Regions from separate parts of the Mus musculus genome. Here region 2 is linked to region 1. A link is a loop called in an ENCODE intact Hi-C map of the cell type or tissue named here. Cell type or tissue: left cerebral cortex. All regions are shown on one strand. Each heading gives the region's core, and the rest is flanking DNA. Links, peaks and the distances in the headings are about the cores only.

Region 1 (8,446 bases), core at 1,362-6,361:
TTCATTGCTATGAGGGATGCTTTTTTGTGGTCAGCATGACAGGATCTGGATCACATAGGAAGGAGTCTCAGTGAGCAATTAGCAAGATTTTTTTAGATGGTGGGCATGCCTGTGAGGGATTTTCTTAATTGGCTTAAGTGAGATTGAATGATCAATCCTGAATGTGGGCAGCAACATTTCATGGCCTGGGTCTTAGGATGAGTGAGAATGAAAGAGGCAGTTGAGCATAAGTATCCGTTGCTCGCTGTCTCTTGATACAGATATAAGCTGACCAATTTGTCCCTGTCTCCTGCCACTGGAACTGGAACTGGACTGTAGCCTGCAACTCTGAACCTGGTAAACAGTTTCTCCTTGAAATTGCTTTTGACTAAGTTTTTATCACAGCAACAGGAAAAGAAACAAAGATCCAATGCAATGAGTCTAGCTAGCTAGTCTTTGAATCTTTTAAGATAGAGGTAGTTTCAGTAAATACTACTGAAAATGATGTAAAATAAGTGGATTCTGGGCATGGTAGTACAAGACTACTAAGCATTTGGGAGATAGAGAAAGGAAGACCCCCAGCTTGAAGCCAGCATGACTCTAAATGATTTCCTGGCCACATAACAGGGTCTTCTTATAGGACAACAGAAAGAGTGGTTAAGTGATACAAAAAACAGTGAGAGATTAGGTAGAAACTAATGAGAGTGAAGTTAACGTGGAAGAAAAAGGAAGGAAAAGGCTAATGGCCTTAGAGTCTTCATAGCTTTGCATAATTTGAGACACCAAAATCAGTCTTAAGACCTACCCATGTCCCTTGTATAACCTTTGTGCCCAAGAACGCATCATCTCCAGGAGGGAGTGTCTGAGAGAAGACTATCCTTGGTCCTCTCCAGAAATCTTCCAAGATTTCTGTATCACTGTATAACAACCTAGTCACACTGACAGGGAGACAACACTTTGCTCATGAGATTGACTAATGTGTTCTAAGGTCAATTCTTCATTTCCTCTGTTTCCCAGAATCACATGAGGAATCCATTCTCAAATGTCTGCCCTTCTAGCTGAGTTGGGGGTGGGGAGAGCTCCTATGGTGGAAGAGGCTGCAACTGACATTGACTTGGAAATTCCACCTGAATACATAATTGCCTTAATGAGTCATTTGTTACTTTATGAGTACCTAACAGTCAAAAGCTAAACCAGAAGAGTTCAACCCACAAGCAAGTTCTCAATGTCTTCTCAGTAGATTCAATCTGTGGTATTACGATGAGTGTTTTTAAGAACCAACTTCTCTAAAGTTATTCTTGAAGAACAGAGAAAGGAGTCAGTGGGGAGAAAACTTATAAGATGAGAAGATACTCAGAGAAATTGCTGGGCTTGAAATATCAGTGCAGTCAAATGAGTCCACCCAAAGAAAAGGTTTTCATCTCCAGTCTGTCCAAGAAGAGTGTCACATTGTGGGTCTTCATGTCCTCAGCTCTCACAATTTGGAGAAATGGATAATCAACAGTAAGGGGGAAAAAGGAAGGAAAAGGAATAAATTGCAGGCAGATAAAATTTTAGACATTTTCTTAGTAAGCAACTGAGCTATCCATGTTCCTCCCTTCAGTGTTGATAAGCATATGAACATCTGTAGACTTCTGAAAGGAGACACTGGTCAGAAAACTCATCTTTCCCCTGGAGTTTATTAGTTCCCCACTTTTTGAGATCAGGTTGGGTTTTATGTGTGTCAGGCTGGACGAGTATCCTGTAACTTACTTTGGACTCTAGAGTAATCTTCAGTTTCTGATCTTGCCACCATAGCCTGAGTGCTGGGACTACGCACATCTGAAGGTACCTTTATTTTACGTTCTCTTTCCAATCCTAGTGTCTCTTCAGTCAGCAAAGACAGGGTTCACCAATACCACTTTTGCAATGAGAAAACTTAATATAAAGGAGCAGCCCTGCCTGAGCCCAGGAGATGAATTCTACTCAATGTTCTTGCAGCAGGACAACACTGGAGGTAACACCGAGGGAAACACCAGACATCCCCACTAGTATGCTTCCCCTCTTTCCATCACTGGCCTGGACAAATCCAAGGCACAGAGAAACACCCGTCCTAACTCCAAGAAAAGAGGATAGCAGGTTGTTGGTCAGTAATTTGTGGGTTATGATTGAATAATCCTCTGGAATGGTGGTTGCCTATTTCTTTCTATTTGACATAACTCACTTTCTAGATTAAGAGCAGTTCCTTCCCCCAGCATGGGAAGTATGCAGGTATGATTAACAGACCTTCAACTGTTCGTATGTGAGCAGTAAGAATCCTTGCTTTACAAACAGCTGTGAGTTAGCAAAATACCCACACAACACACAGGTCAGTGGGCACCCCACTCACATCCCCCGTTTGTTGCTACTCGTTTTATTCCTTAGTAGCTCAGCACAAATATAATTGCTACTTAACAGACTGACTGGATCCTGACTACCTAAAAATTCCCAAAATGTCTCTGCCAGAAACCAGAATAAATAAAAATTGAGAGAGGCAGAGAGCTGATGGAGACAAGGCTGGAAAGCCAGTCACTGGTCAACAAACACTGGCTGTGAAAAGCCTGCAGTGAGGAGAGCTGGAGCCAGCTCAGCAGCTTAGCAATCTCTGATCTCTCAGCCAGCTGTCTCTCACGTGGAGTTTTGTGTGGCTCAGATATGAAGACGTTATAACATGGACAGTCCTGGGAACTTTCTCCCCCCGGTTGCACAGGGCATAGAAACACATTCCAACACCATTCATTGTCCAAATTCCAGAGACAACAATGGGGACTCCTGATCTAACTGGTTTTAATTATTTGCTTTATTTCTCGAAAGCAACTTGACTCCCTATCCAATGCTAAGGAAAAAAAAAAAAAAAAAAAAAAAAAGACAATTGAACTCATCACACACACCAACCCTACTACATTAAAGTCATATCGAGGAGAAGTTATTATACATTTAAGAAACTCTTTGTCTTTTGGTGCCCTGTTTACCTTGCATGCCTTTTAAATTTACTCTTTAATTCTCCATGTGCAATTGTTCAATTTTTAATAATAATGAAAAAAAAAAAGGGAAGAGGCTCGGTGTGGAGAAGAAGCCGTCGATGATCGGCACATTTTAAGATCGCTTATCATTTTTATTTCTCTATGTCTTCTCCTTCTTTCTCCCTTTCTCCCATCTCCTCCCTTTCTTTCTGATGAGATTCAATCTCCACATCAGACTGAACTTCCTCCCCCACTTCCCATCCCCGCCCCCACTCAAGCATCGGGTAACCCAGAGTTGGGCTCTTGCAGCAGCGAGAGAGCCTATGCTCTCTGGGATGCCGGCCTCTGGGTCCTCAATTCCTGGATGGCAGTTCTCCCTTTCCATGGCCCGAATCAAGGCAGCTTCGCCTGCAGTGTGTCTGGCCTGTTTTGTCTTTCTACATTTTTTTTTTTTTTTAAACTCGGCCCGGGCGCAATCAAATCCTGGCAACAAAGCCCAGAGCTCAAAGCCACAGAGGTGGACTGGCGGCCAGCTTCTCGCCCCTCCCCCCATTGCCCAAACTCGCTTTTGAAAATGCAAGCGTGGGGCCAGAAAATGAATGTGTCGATGGAAGGAGGATAAAAGGCTGGTACGCGAGTGTACACGAGTGCTATGGGCTTTGCAGTTTTCTTTTATATACCTTTTAAACATCAAGGCCTAAAAGCTAGGAAAGCACTCCGGAGAGCCGTTCCGGAGCCGACCCCGGTGGGCTCACAGCTCCCGCCCCGCGCCCTCCCCCATCTGGCTGAGCGGGTGCTTGGCGCGGTTTGTCTGACACTTGTAAATGGAAGTGGGATCCAACTTGGAAGTAAACGCGCCAAAGTCTGGGGGCGGGGAAGAGGCGAAGGCAGAGAAAGGATTCTCCCACCCTCAGCCTAGCCCAGTGTCCCTCACTCCAGCCTCTGTGCCTAGGATTCTGGAATACCCCCACCAAGATCCAGGACCCGAGAGCAAGCGGCGGCGAAGTGGGTCTCCTTCAGGGAGACTAGAGCCATTGGCTGCCCTCGGTTCCACATTCCATAGCTTCTTGCTTCTGGGAGACTCCCAGCCACCTCCGCATCTTCACTGCCTGTGTAGTCTACCTTCACGTTCATTTATGGGTACTCTCATTGCCGAGCTTGCTCGTTATTGTACCTCAAGGTGGGTGCTATCACCAGCATGCACATCTAGGAGCGCCCCCTTTCCTCTGGTAGCAAGAGCCAAGAGCTGTGCCTTTAGAGCGTCCGGCAACACCCGGCCCTCTGCATCTCACCCTCTCTCCGAGCGCACCACAGCTCCCAAGAGCCGGGCAGAGGACAGCAACAAAAGTTGCTTTCCGCAAAGTCTAATCTTGGACAATGTTTAAACACTTCCGAAAACACACGAGACAAGAGTCTGCTGGGGGAGAAACAGTGACCGCATTATACTGCCAAAAAGACCCGGGCTCGCCACCTTTCTCCAGCCCGGCCCGATGCATTTTAGCTCAGCGACCCCAGCTGGTCAAGTCCTCTCGCTCACCAAGCGCCACGCGAAATCTGTCCAGTCCACCTCTGTCACCCCCAGCCAGCTCCCTAAGATCCCCAACTGCACTCCGGTGAGCCAATGGTTTCTTTTCCACACCTTCCGGAAAGAACTCGGGGCGGCGAACAGTGCGCCCTCAACGTGCCCACGAGGAGCCGCAAGGGCTGTTCGGCATCCCTGGGATGATCAGACTACCGCTATTCTCTTTTCAAATAGCACGGTCAGTTCTGACGCCCGCCAAAAATCATGCGTTCTCCCAAAGCAGTCGGGTCCATCTCCCGTCAAAACAACAGAAATCCTTTCCTGGCTTCTCGGCTAAACTGTCGCACCAGTTCAAAGTCGGCTGTCATTTAGAACCTTTCACAACCCAAGACTCAGACATAGTATGCAGGGGCAGGCGAACATTCTAGGCTACCCTTCCTGCACCGTGGAAGTGGAGGCTGGGCTCTTTGCTCCGCTCATAGCCTCCTCTAGCATGCACCCAACTTGCGCCTCTGGGTCCTGCAAGTGCATCCATCGGCATCTGCCCCTCTTCCTACTGAGTGCTGCAAGCGCCAGCTACCCAGCGGAATCGCCGCCTGATATCATCCACCTGCAGCCAACGGCCAAAGCTCAGTGAGGACCCAGAGCTGCATGTACAGACCCGAAAGATCGCCCTCCTCTTATTGCTAGCCCTAAACTTAACCAACTCCGGTGCCATTTCCTGGCTCCTGCCGCAGGGCTGTCTCCCTGGGTTCCAGCTGGTAGCGGTAATGACCACAGCTCCAGGCAGCGCCCAGGCAGGAACTTTACAAGGTGAAAAGTTTCCCCCCACTCTCTCTGAGAGCTTTAGCTTTCCGGAGCACCCATCACAGCCTCTCTGTAACCAGGTTGCTGAGGCTGTTCTGAGAAAGGTGCACCCCAGCCAGTGCACCATGCACCCAAATAAGCATGCTAAAAATCCTCACGCACCCTTGCCTTGGTCAGCGATGCGCCCCTGCACCCGACGAGTCCTCCGTGGTCTTCCTTTCAAGTCTAGGGGCGAGCTGGCCACCCCGCCGCCTCCGCCGCAGTGCTCGCCGCGTGCTCCCGGCTGAGGCTAGGGCGGCGAGCGGAGGCGCTAGGCGCTCAGGACGCCGCCACTGCTGCGGGTTGGCGGCGGAGGAGGGGAGTCGGAGGAGGATGGCGGCGGGAGGGGTGGGGAACCCGGGAGCGAGGTCCCAACGCGCAGCCCAGATCACAGCGCAGCCTGCCGGGGGGAGCGGTTCTCGCGTCTGCTCTAGTCAGCTTGCACCGCTACTGCTGGCGGTGGAGAGGTACCGGGTTCTTCTTCGCGGCGGCCGCCGCCGCACTGCCAAACCCCTAGCTTCGCTGTATTCTCCTCCCTCCCGCAGAGCCGCGTCCTCCGGGGGATGGGGGTGGGGGATGACCAGAGATCTCCGAGCGCCACACGAAGAGAAGGGGAGGGAAAGGGGGGCAGGGAGACCCGGCGGTCAGCAGGAGGACGCTAAGGGCGCCTCGCCTGGAAGCTGGACTAATTTTAGAGCCTAGGCATCCTCCACTTCTAGCGTGGCTGGAAGAACGCACCAAAGTCAGACTGACGTTTTCAGAGAGCGCGCACACACCACACTCAATCGTCTCTGCTCTGCTCTGCTCTGCTCTGCTCTGCTCTGCTCTGCTCTGCTCTGCTCTGCTCTGCTCTGCTCTTCAGCCTGCTGCCTAGAATACACTAGACTTCTCTGGACCAGATGAGGAAACCGAGGCACAATGAGACCAACATGGTTTTACCCAAGCTCCTCAGGCTACTTTGAAGCACAGTGGGCACGGCTATCAAACGCTGTACCTCCTGCTGCCCACCCGGGACTCGCATTTCTTTCCCACGCATTTTCAGATCACTGGGATCACCTTTGTGTGGGAGAGAATCAGACTAAAAAGTAACATGACTCATCACCCCCACCCAGTCTGAAACACGGTGGGATGTGAAGACATTCAGAACAGGAATGAGTGAACAGTCTCAGGGGAGCCAGGTGATTAGCAATACCAACCGGTGTGCCCTCTAGGTCCTTTTACTTCTGGATCATCCTCACAAGTCTGAGGATTCATGGCACCCCACCCCACCCCACCCCACCCACACTGCTTCAGTAGAGCTACACTTCAGCCTATGTTCCTTGCCTGTGAGCTCTGAAACATTCCTAACTAACGGCCAGCCCCGGTAAACCTGGGCCAGCGCCAGCCTCCACCCAACCCCCACTGCTGCACAGCAAATCACGTCTGTCTAAAGCAGGCTTTCACCCCAGGGGGTTCCTAGGGTGCCCACTCCCAGGCAGCTTCTCTGGAACTCTGGGACCGAGCAGTAACTCCAAGAGAGATGCTTCCGCAGACATGCTGTAGAGATAAATTTGCTCCTTTTCTTGATTCCTGAATTTCCCTTCCAGGAGCAGAGTCTGTCTCTCCTTAAAGTCTCTGTGCTCAGTCACACCCTTTGAAGAGTTACTAGAATTTGCCTTTTTGGTCTTCCTCTCCCAAGCCTGGGGCCTTAAGGATCTGAAAAGCCCTCCACTTTCAGTAGGTGGGCGGTTCCCCCTTGAAAGCCTTCTGCAGCCTCTGCACTGCCTTGACTGCCCCATAAAGCACTCTGCATGCTCCGCTTGCTTGCCTTGAGCATTTAATGGAAATACTAAGGAATACTGACAGCTAGCCATACATCAACTAATTCCAGGACAGAAGCATGATGCTGTCCAGGGCTTCACAGTCAGAAAGGCCAGAAGAAAAGTTACCTGCTCTCCAATTATGTCCTTTGCATAATTCTATTCTGATTTTATTTTTATTCAAACACTTTCTTAGGGCATTAAAAATTTATTGCCATATAAATATGCTCCTGGTATGGTGTATTCCTTGTGACTGACCCAAGGTTGTTAGTATTGCATCAAAGATTTTAGTGATTCAAGCATTTTACATTCTAGTGCTTCTGTGGGAAGACTGGGAGAGTCAGCTGCTGGCTGGATGGCTCCTGGGATGCACAGGGAGTTGGTGTTGGCAGCAGGACAGGCCATCTTCCACCTCCTTCCTGGGAAGCTGGCCAGGTAACTGAAGATGCAAGGATGTGGTGGGAGTCCAACCCCTCCAAAGACTTTCTTAGGCCTCAGAGGCACTTCACGCCTAAGTGCAGAAATCTGTCTAACTCTCTACCTCCTGCCTTCAGGCAGAGTGTAGGTAGTAAAGTAAACAGTCTCTACTCCCAGGGCAGAAACGGGCCATGGCAACCTAGGGGAAAATGACTCTGCAATATTGCCGAATGGTTTATTCAGTGGGACACCCTTTGGTATAATACTTGTTGATATCAGAAAAACATCTATTTCTTTATAACATAATCTACTACGAACCTGTGATATTGTGGTCACATTGTTGACAAAGCTATGAACTTAATGAATGAACCAAAAAGATTTATAATTCTTAAATTTTCACCCACGGTACCCTGTACAAATCCCAGTGTAGTGGATAAATATATTAAATAGTCAAAAATTAGACAAGGGAAGAAAGCATGAAAAGTCTCTATAAGACTTGCTAACAACATAGAAGAGAGCACTAACTGAAAAGCCAGAAATATATACTCATGTCACCTGCTTTATCATACTTCTGAGGTCCCACTCCACCTCCTCTGGGCCTTATCTCTTCCTTTAGACTACTGAACAACTTGCTCAACTGGATTCTTGCAAGCTATACTAATAGTACTGAGCCCTGATCCACTCTTGTAGCTCACTCCTCACCAAGGGTCTATTGAGGTGTCCATATACGTGGAAACCTAGATATGTAGGAGTTTAGACACTGAGAAATCTTCAGTGAACAAGACTTGGGAGTGTTTAGCGATATGCATGACTCTGCCACAGACGGGGGAGGCAGATAATGTTCCACATGGCTTCTGGGTTGGTCTTGCTGCAAGAAGCAGTCATCAGCTTGGCTGTACAAA
Region 2 (8,446 bases), core at 1,426-6,425, 190 kb before region 1:
CATTCATATACAATTGTTCTGGTCTAAAAATTGTTTGGAGGCTAAGTATGTATTTTATTAACTAAAATACATGTCTTATGAGATTATGACTTTGATGTCCAGAAGTCCTGGGATGCGTGTAATCTTAGCACATAGGAACTGGAAACAGAGATCCATAAGGATTGTTGGACAACTAGCCTATCCTAACTGAGTAGTTCCAGGCAAATAGGCAAAATATAGGTAATGAGCATCTGAAGAATACCCTTGAGGCTACCCCTCTACAAACCAACAAGCAAGCAAGCAAGCAAACAAACAAACAAACAAGGTGTTTTGCCCACAATAAAGTTAATAATTAATAGACTGTGCAATTAAATTGTTCTCTCCTGTAAAGGAATTTTCAGTTCTTATCTCTGGTCCTTAATTCAGAGTCTGTTAGTCACTGTCCTGTTTCATGTGATTGGTGTGACAAAGGAAAATAAAATAGACAATGTGCCAGCAAATTCTGGGAGACAGTTGTGCACAGGACACAGAACACCCTTACACTCGTAGTCCACAGTACAATGTTCACTCCTCCTCTCTTAGAAAGGCCTGCTTCTTTTCTCCTTTAATGTCTTTCATAAATTTGATCTCCAGGGAACTCTAGTTGCTGTTAATTATGCGTATCGAGTCTCTGCTGTGCCAGAGGAAACTTAATTATTCTAATTTTCAAGGTCATAGAAATATCCAAAGGGGCCAGTTTGGTAATCCAAAGAATAATGCTATCACAAAGGAATCAAAGACAGGGTTAGCTATGGAAGGCTGGTTACAACCCCTTACTGACTATTCCCTAGCTGTCACCAAAGTCATACTGACTAGGACACCCTTCCCAGAATGACCTCCCAGTGAACCTGGAAATAAGGTGGAACTCTTCTCTAGGGTGTACTGGGCACTCTTGGGGTAGGACGGAATCCCTTTCATGAATAGGCATGTGCTTAGGCAATCATCTGATGAGGGCTCAGTCAAGGAGGAAAGAAAAAAAATAACGTAATTAACTGGCACAGATCTACACAAAATCCATTCTATACTTTCTCCCTTGAAACTGGTAAATTGTCACCAGTAAACACCAAGGTTCTTTTTTGTCAGCTTCTTTTCTGGACCTTTGGAGGATCCTGAATTCGGAAGCCCATGTTAGGCAGGATTTTCTGTTCTGTGCCTGAAATAGGACAGACTGAAAAACAAGATTACAGTGGTACAAGTCTTTCTGCTAATAACAGCTCAAGGGAATACAGTCTATAACTTGTCCCTCTCTCATCTTGGCTCAGCTATGAAGGCAGGGCTATTTTAAGATTCTAAAATTACCATGTGTGGAATAAGCAGTCTTTGGGGGATTTCTTGGCTTTGGGGAACATCTCTTGACTCTGGAGGAGTTGCAATTTAACATCCCCTTGTCTCAGTCTAATACAGGAGGCCTCTCCCTTTTGCTTCTCATGCAGTTCTTATGATTCCTAACTTGGTGTGGTAATAATATGTGGTTTGCAAGGGCTTCTAGAAACTAGAGGTGCTGACACAGGCTCTCCATCAGTGTAGCTCTCTGGTTAACTCATAAAGCTCCCCCTTAAATCCTCTCCATTTTACTCCCCTCCCACCATAGCTACCAGGAAGCAGTCCGCTGAGCACCAATGTAGACTGAAGCAAGAGCCACCTCTGCTTGCTGCCTTTGAAGGAGGTGCAGTTTAGACAGCCAATGCAATTGGAAGGAATCACTTGTTAGTTTAAGACCTCAAGCAGTGGGTATGCATACAGCTGAAACAGCTCAGTGCTGGGGCTACTCACTCATAGCTAGGGAAGCAACTACAGTAAACCAAGACCAGGCCTGGGAAAGGAAGCCAGGAGATCCAGAATTCCAGTTTCAGGAGAAAGGGGCCAGTGGCCAAGGTAGCACCACGTGAAGGAAGTGGTCAGAGCCATGAGAGTAAAATAGCTAACTGCAGAGGTAAAATGCCTACTTGTTAGTGGAGAGTCATCTAAGCTCTCAGTTTTGATTAAAGAGTATGAATGACCTTCATCCCTAATTGCAGAAAGCAGGGGTCAGGTGCACTACACTGAGCACTTGACAAATCTGAGCCCAGAGAAGAGAGAAACACAGGTCTTCCAGTGGAAGAGTTCCAGCTCTTCAATTTGGCATGAATGTGCTTCTAAGCACAAGGAGGTGGGAAGATGCTATTCAAATTAGCTTCTGTGCTAAGGAACTAGAAAGCCTTTTGCAGGTTATTCAAATTCCTCAATCTTTGTTTTCCTCATCTGAGGTTCATGGGGTTTTCATGGGGATGCTTTTCCCCCTGAAGGGTGTCTTGGCCTCTCTCCAATACTTGATTCATTCATCTCAAATCTAGGAAGGTTGGTACATTGACACAACATTGTACATCGAGTACAAAGAGAAGTGTTGTGCTCACCTCAGTACTTCCACATCTCTTGACACTGAGTCACCTGCAGGAATCCCAGACTTACTGCCCTCCCCAGGGCACAGACGCTGAAGGGCTGAATCGGTACATGGGAGGCTTGCGCTGTGGCTGGGAATGGTGTGTACATTTGTGTTACTCTAAGGTTTTGTTTTTGAATGAGTCTCAGGCTCTCGTATTACCTACATCTAACAATCTAGCATCTATAACTCATAAAGACATTTCAGCCACTACTTTTTCAGCCTGAAAATAATGGTGATCACTAACAGCATTGCACAATCTCTCATGGCCTGGCAACAGAGGAGTCCCCAGATTGGGTTAATTGAGCTATAATGGCCAACTCTAAATGTGGGTAGCAACATTTCATGCACAGGGATCCTAGATTGTGTAAAAGGAGAAAGCAGGCTGGGTATCAGCATTCATCTCCCTCTGCTTGCTGACTGTAGACATGAAGCACCCAGCTGCCACAAGTCCATGACGATATAACTTCCTATATAACTTCCCGACCATGACAGACAGTTGCGCTTGAACTGTGAGCCAAAAATAAACCTCCTAAACTGCTCTTGTCAGGAATTTTGCTGAAATAACACAACAATGTCTTGATGAGTGAATGAGCGGGCCTCTGAAACCACCTAGTGCAGAGCATACTCCCATGCAAGGTTTCACTGAGGGATGGATGGAGCACAGCTTTCTACTCTGCATGGAGCACCACCTGCTACCCAGCACCATGGGGCTCTAAACTCACAGAGAGACTATCTGAGCAACTTTATGCTGCCATTTATAACTGCCTCTGTAGTGACATCTGTAAGCCTCTTCCTGAAAAACCCAAGAGAAGAATTCAGGGATCACTGGCTGTACACTGGGCTCTGTGACAATCAACTTCCTGAGAGTCTGATGCAAGGGAACACGGAAGAAGGAACCAGAAATGTGCCCAGTCTATTTTCCTTGCTATACTTTTACCAGTCAACAATGATGCTAAATTGATGTTGAAGTGATGGGTGGGGGTCCAGCTCTGGCTTCCCTCAGCTACAGCTGGACTTAAAAACTGTTCACAGAATGAAATTGCCCTAAGATACCAAGCAAGTTCTTTTGCTAAAAGTCAATTTATAGTCTAACTTCAGAAATGTTAGACTATTTAGAGTTTTTTTTTTCTGCCTGAAAATGTGTTCTGTGCTGATGTGTTTTTATTATACCACAGATTTGGCATCTTAAAGATTATAAAGAGTGGGAAGCAGTTCCTAACAGGGAAAGGAACTGTTTCCATGACAATAATTGATGTCAGAATGGGCTCTGAACATTTAATTCATAAACTCATTGACTCACCCCCAGAAAAGTCTAAACTGGCAAACATCAGATGAAAATGTACTTAAGTTGGGGTTCAATTCATGCAAAGAAAAAATGACAACGCATTGGATAGTGAAGCCCAGGCCATGCAGCTCTGGTAAGGTAGGTTTTCAGAACACTGATATTTCTTAGCATAATCTTAAACTTCTACAACAGCCTGAGAAATTAAATGCTCTATTTTCTTCTCACTTTTAAAGTAAAGGAATTGGCCACAGAAAACAACAACAACGACAAATGACTCATTCAAAGTCACCAACTACTATGGGTTTGAGCCAGGAGTTCCTGCCTATGTGGTACAGGTACCACTCTGATCTTGAACACTTAGTCCTATCTGTAACCTCGTTCTCATCAGAGATCAGACTCAGCCCTGTAAGCTTATACACAGCATGGCCCTTTCCGGACAGGCTTGCTTCCCATCCTACTCTCAACAGGGCAGTATCCCCTCACATGAGGATTTTGCCTAGATTTAGCAGTCACCTCTTCTGCCTCTGTCCTGTCACACAGTCCTGACGTGTGTCAGTTGTTATTGCTATATCTGGTTTGCATTTCCATGGGCATGAATTTTTTTCCATTCCAATCCTTATTTTGTGTATGTGAGTACATTGTAACTGTCTCAGACACACCAGAAGAGGGCATCAGATCCCATTATAGATGGTTGTGACCCACCATATGGTTTCTGGCAAGTGATTTCAGGAACTCTGTAAGAACAGTCAGTGCTGTTAACCACTGAGCGATCTCTCCAGTCTCCTGAAAACAAGATATTGTGATTTATACATAAGGTGCCTTGCCCAGCTATAAGGCAGGAGACAGGGTTGTGTATGTTCTTGGTCACTAAATTTGATATCATCTCCGTCTTCTCCCCTTTGAACTCTTCATCTCTCAGGAGTCTCCTCTACCCCTTCGTGTTTCCTGTATTCTGTTCTGAGGATTCACAGTATTGCCTAGGCTATCTCCAAACTCCTTGTGAGATCCTTGACTCAGCCTTGGCAAATGTTGGGATTAAACACCTAAGACATCATACCCAGTTTTATTGTCAACATTGATAAATACACATATGACCACTTTATAAGTAATAGAAGAATGGATGGTTTGAAGGGTGTTATTGTGATCTGTCCTTCCTCATTTCTATTCCTCTGCCTCATTCTTCTTCCTGTAACATCGTCACCGTGATCTGGACCTATGATCCTAAAAAGTTCACTGGAAGATCGCCATATTCCCATGGAGAAGGGATTGATCTCTTGCAAAAACTTTCAGGAAACATCTCACAATGCCATGTTTAGAACATGATTCTTCTTCCACTGGTCTTGGTGATGGAAAAATTAACTGAGTGATTGTCCTGTTTAAGAGACGGTATGGCCATTCATCTTTGATTCTCAACCTCTTTCTTATGGCCAAGTCAAGAGCCTAAAATCACATCCTGGCAATACTTCCAAAGAATACGGAAGAACCTGAGTATTTCTATGAAAACAGATTTTAAAACCAAGCTGGCTGGAAATGTTAGAAGAAAACACACATGCCAGGAAATCGATTGGTAGTTCCACAAGGAATTGATAACACAGCACTGTGTACACTGGGGTCTTTGGGCTCCTGGCTTCCCAATTCTGTTTCACGACAGCTGTGCCAAGTTAGGGAAGCTCCATTTTAGGAAAACGAAGAAAAGCCTCTCCTCTTGCAAAAGACTTGTTTAATGGATTTTCACACCTCCAAATTCCTACTTCTAGCTTTGACAAGATAAAGTTGTACAGAGGTAGGTAACGTAAAAATGTTTCTTGTCTAGATCTTCCACATAGTTGTAGTTATAGATACATCAGGAACAATGGGCACATAAGTCTAAAGGAAGGGCAGTGGGAAACAAAGAGAGGTTATGGGTACGTGTATGTCAGGAGAGCAAGATATCAATATGGCAGAGGAAGGGGACCAGCAAGGAGGACATGGAAGGAAATAAGGAAGATGGACTAAGAATCCATCATAGCAATATGCACGGAAATGTCACAATTAAACCCATTACTTGTTTGACAACAATAGTTGATTCTCAAAATCTCAAATAAAATCAAAGAACTGTATAGGACTTGTTATTTATAAGTGTGTGTCCACAGGGGTATAGGGGTGTGTGTGTGTGTGTATGAGAGAGAGAGAGAGAGAGAGAGAGAGAGAGAGAGAGAGAGAGAGAGTATAAGCAACAGTGTTAGTTCTCAGTTGTTATCTACCTTGTTTTATGAGACAGGGTCTCTCACTGGAACCTGGTTCCTACCGGTTGGGTTAGTTTGGAAGCCAATGAGTCTGAGGGATCCTCTTGTCTCTGCCTCTGCAGCACTATGATTTCAAGTGTTTGCCACAACACCCAGCTTTTTACATGGAAAGCAACTCAGTCTTAATGTTTGCACCACAAGCGCTCATTGGTTAGGCTCCAGAACTGCTTTTCATACTGCACACAGCAGGGGTGAGTCATATGGCTTTTATCAGCTGATGTGTGTGGTGCTGTATTGTTTGGTGATATGATGATGTTGGTCTCCTGGGTCCCAGAGCAGCAGGAAGGCTGGTGCTCTGGGCCATGCCGCACAGATGTACTGGGGAATCTCAGTTCCTTTTAGCCCTTAGTGTAGGAGGCAAACAATCATTACTCGTTGTTGAGGGGTTTCTAAACCTCGCAAAGCATCCTCTTAGAGAAATTCACTAATCTGGAGCTATCCTTGCTTCTGAACAATCCTGTAGATCAGAGGCAACTTCTGCTATGGAAGAGCTTCAGTGGATCTTTCTGGAATTACCCAAGGGCAGGCAGCAGAGGATAAAACATGTGTCAATGCTCCCTGCCTGGAGCCATTGACTCTAATGATTCTAGGTTGTTAAGTTTATATCTTGAATGCTTACATTAGACATGTTAGGTCTGCTGCTGGTCAAGAGACAGGAGGGAAACATGAGTTTCACGGCATTCTATATACACTGCTCTAATTGGCACAAACTGCTATTTGCAGTTTCAAATTAGTGGGAAGACAGCAGAGAGCTTGGCTCTGATAGACAGAGGTAAGATGAATCAGCCTCTGCAACTAAGGCTACAGCAGACATATGGTTGAGAACCAACTGGCCATGGCCTTCTAAGCTGGAGGGGGCAGCTATAATTCATATTCACTGCTAAGATCCTTTAAGGGGTATTTATTATCTCCTAGACACAATTTATTCTTCTGATTATTCATTTTTCATTACTATGGAAAGCAAGATTAAATTGTTTCGGCAGCAACTGCTTACATTAATCTTTCAAATATGTGTTCCATGTAAAATTCTTGTCAGGAAAATGGATCTAATTCCTCCTGCCCCAACAGCCTCAGATAAAAGTAATCCAGCCTGAAATAAAAGAAGCTCCAGGATGTAAGGTGCAGTGGAAAATGCAGAGGCAGACAGCATACCCCTCCCCCTCCCCTTTGCAGGACTGAGAGCACGGGTGGGGGAGGGGAAGGATGCAGAGAGTTCATTTATTAGACCCAGGAAATTTATTCCATTAACATTTTAATTTCAAAAGTAATTTAAATTAGCACTTTATTTAACTGTGAAATTAGATTACTCTCTGTTTAACATGCAATACACTCATGAGCTTAATACATGACAAGTGCTAAGGAGTAATACCATATCTCTCAATGCCTATAAATTGTATTTCAGTGTCTATGAGATTGTCAACAACTGCCTCGTTTTACAAAACGGTAGTTGCTGTCACAGAGGCCTTGAGGGACCAGCCTGAAGACACACAGCTATGCAACAACACATACAGAACCAGGGCCAGTGCAGAAGCAGGCCAGTGCATGTTTGGAGATTCATGGTTGGAAATAGTTATTTCTACCTCATACTTAACTTTTTGTTCCATTTCCCCTTCCTATTTAATTTCTCCCTGTAATCAGTTCTGCAACTTTCAAAGTAAAGATGCACTTACTTGCTGTCTTCTCAAAATGTTACTTAAATAAATAAGATCCTGCCTCTTAAATTCACTAGCCACAGAATGAAAACCATCTCGATGTACTGAGTCAACAAGCCCATGGCACCGCCCCTTCCTTGAAATCAGTTGACTTTGGGTATGCCAGCAAGCATATTAAGCAAATCTGAAGACAGTGCTACTGACAGAGCCTGGAGTCAAGTGTCATGGTCAGATCGGAAGCACAGAAATGTACTTCCTCTGGGGTTTGATCTGCATCATGCCTCAGGACTCTGGCTTGTGCATAGGGGGCAAAACCAGAGAGAGTAGGGGCAGGGTATTAAAGTGTACCTGTCAGCAAATCCAAACTCAAAGGGCAAAGCAGTTCAAATAGTCCCCAGAGCAGTGCAGATGGGCCCCAGAGCAGTGCAGATGGGCCCCAGAGCAGTGCACATAGGCCCCAGAATGGATGCAGACTTCCAACCTACAGGATTGTCTAGGCACCACTTGCTTTAGGACTTGAGGAACAGTCTTCCCCTTTGCCCATAAGCCAGCCAGCCACTTAAGACACAACTCTTGGACCTGGATCTGAAGAGCTGGGCCACAAAGCACTCTGAGCTGGCAGTGCAGAAGGCTGTGGTCACAACCCGTTCTTCTATAAAGGTGCTCTGAATACTGAGCCAGGTGAGTGCAGCTGCCTGAGATTTGGTCTGCAGGTGTGGAGAGGGTAAGGCAGACAGCCTTAGACCATATACAGTTCTATATATTCATAGTATCACAGCGTCAG

The links. Peaks named below come from ENCODE experiments on the same cell type or tissue, not always from the same donor. Only the 100,000 strongest peaks of a DNase experiment are listed, where the experiment ranks them.
Region 2: it touches region 1 in a loop (2.5-fold over the local background); 4 of 42 quality-filtered maps call a loop at or near these places.

What each region holds. Positions count from the first base shown.
Region 1 is chr9:16,496,422-16,504,867 of GRCm38, forward strand. Fat3 (FAT atypical cadherin 3) reads right to left here and starts at 5,633. Exons shown (of 26, transcript NM_001080814.2): 1 at 5,452-5,633. In left cerebral cortex, for the core only: CTCF peaks have their summits at 4,471 (motif pointing left) and 5,749; DNase peaks (open chromatin) are centred at 2,609, 3,309, 3,509, 3,838 and 6 more places; H3K4me3 peaks cover 3,474 bases; H3K27ac peaks cover 3,353 bases.
Region 2 is chr9:16,304,280-16,312,725 of GRCm38, forward strand. The region is part of intron 2 of Fat3 (FAT atypical cadherin 3); the gene reads right to left. Among named protein-coding and RNA genes, the nearest start is that of Fat3, 190 kb to the right of the region's middle. In left cerebral cortex, for the core only: a CTCF peak has its summit at 4,359 (motif pointing right); DNase peaks (open chromatin) are centred at 2,133, 2,995, 3,390, 3,645 and 1 more place; H3K27ac peaks cover 694 bases.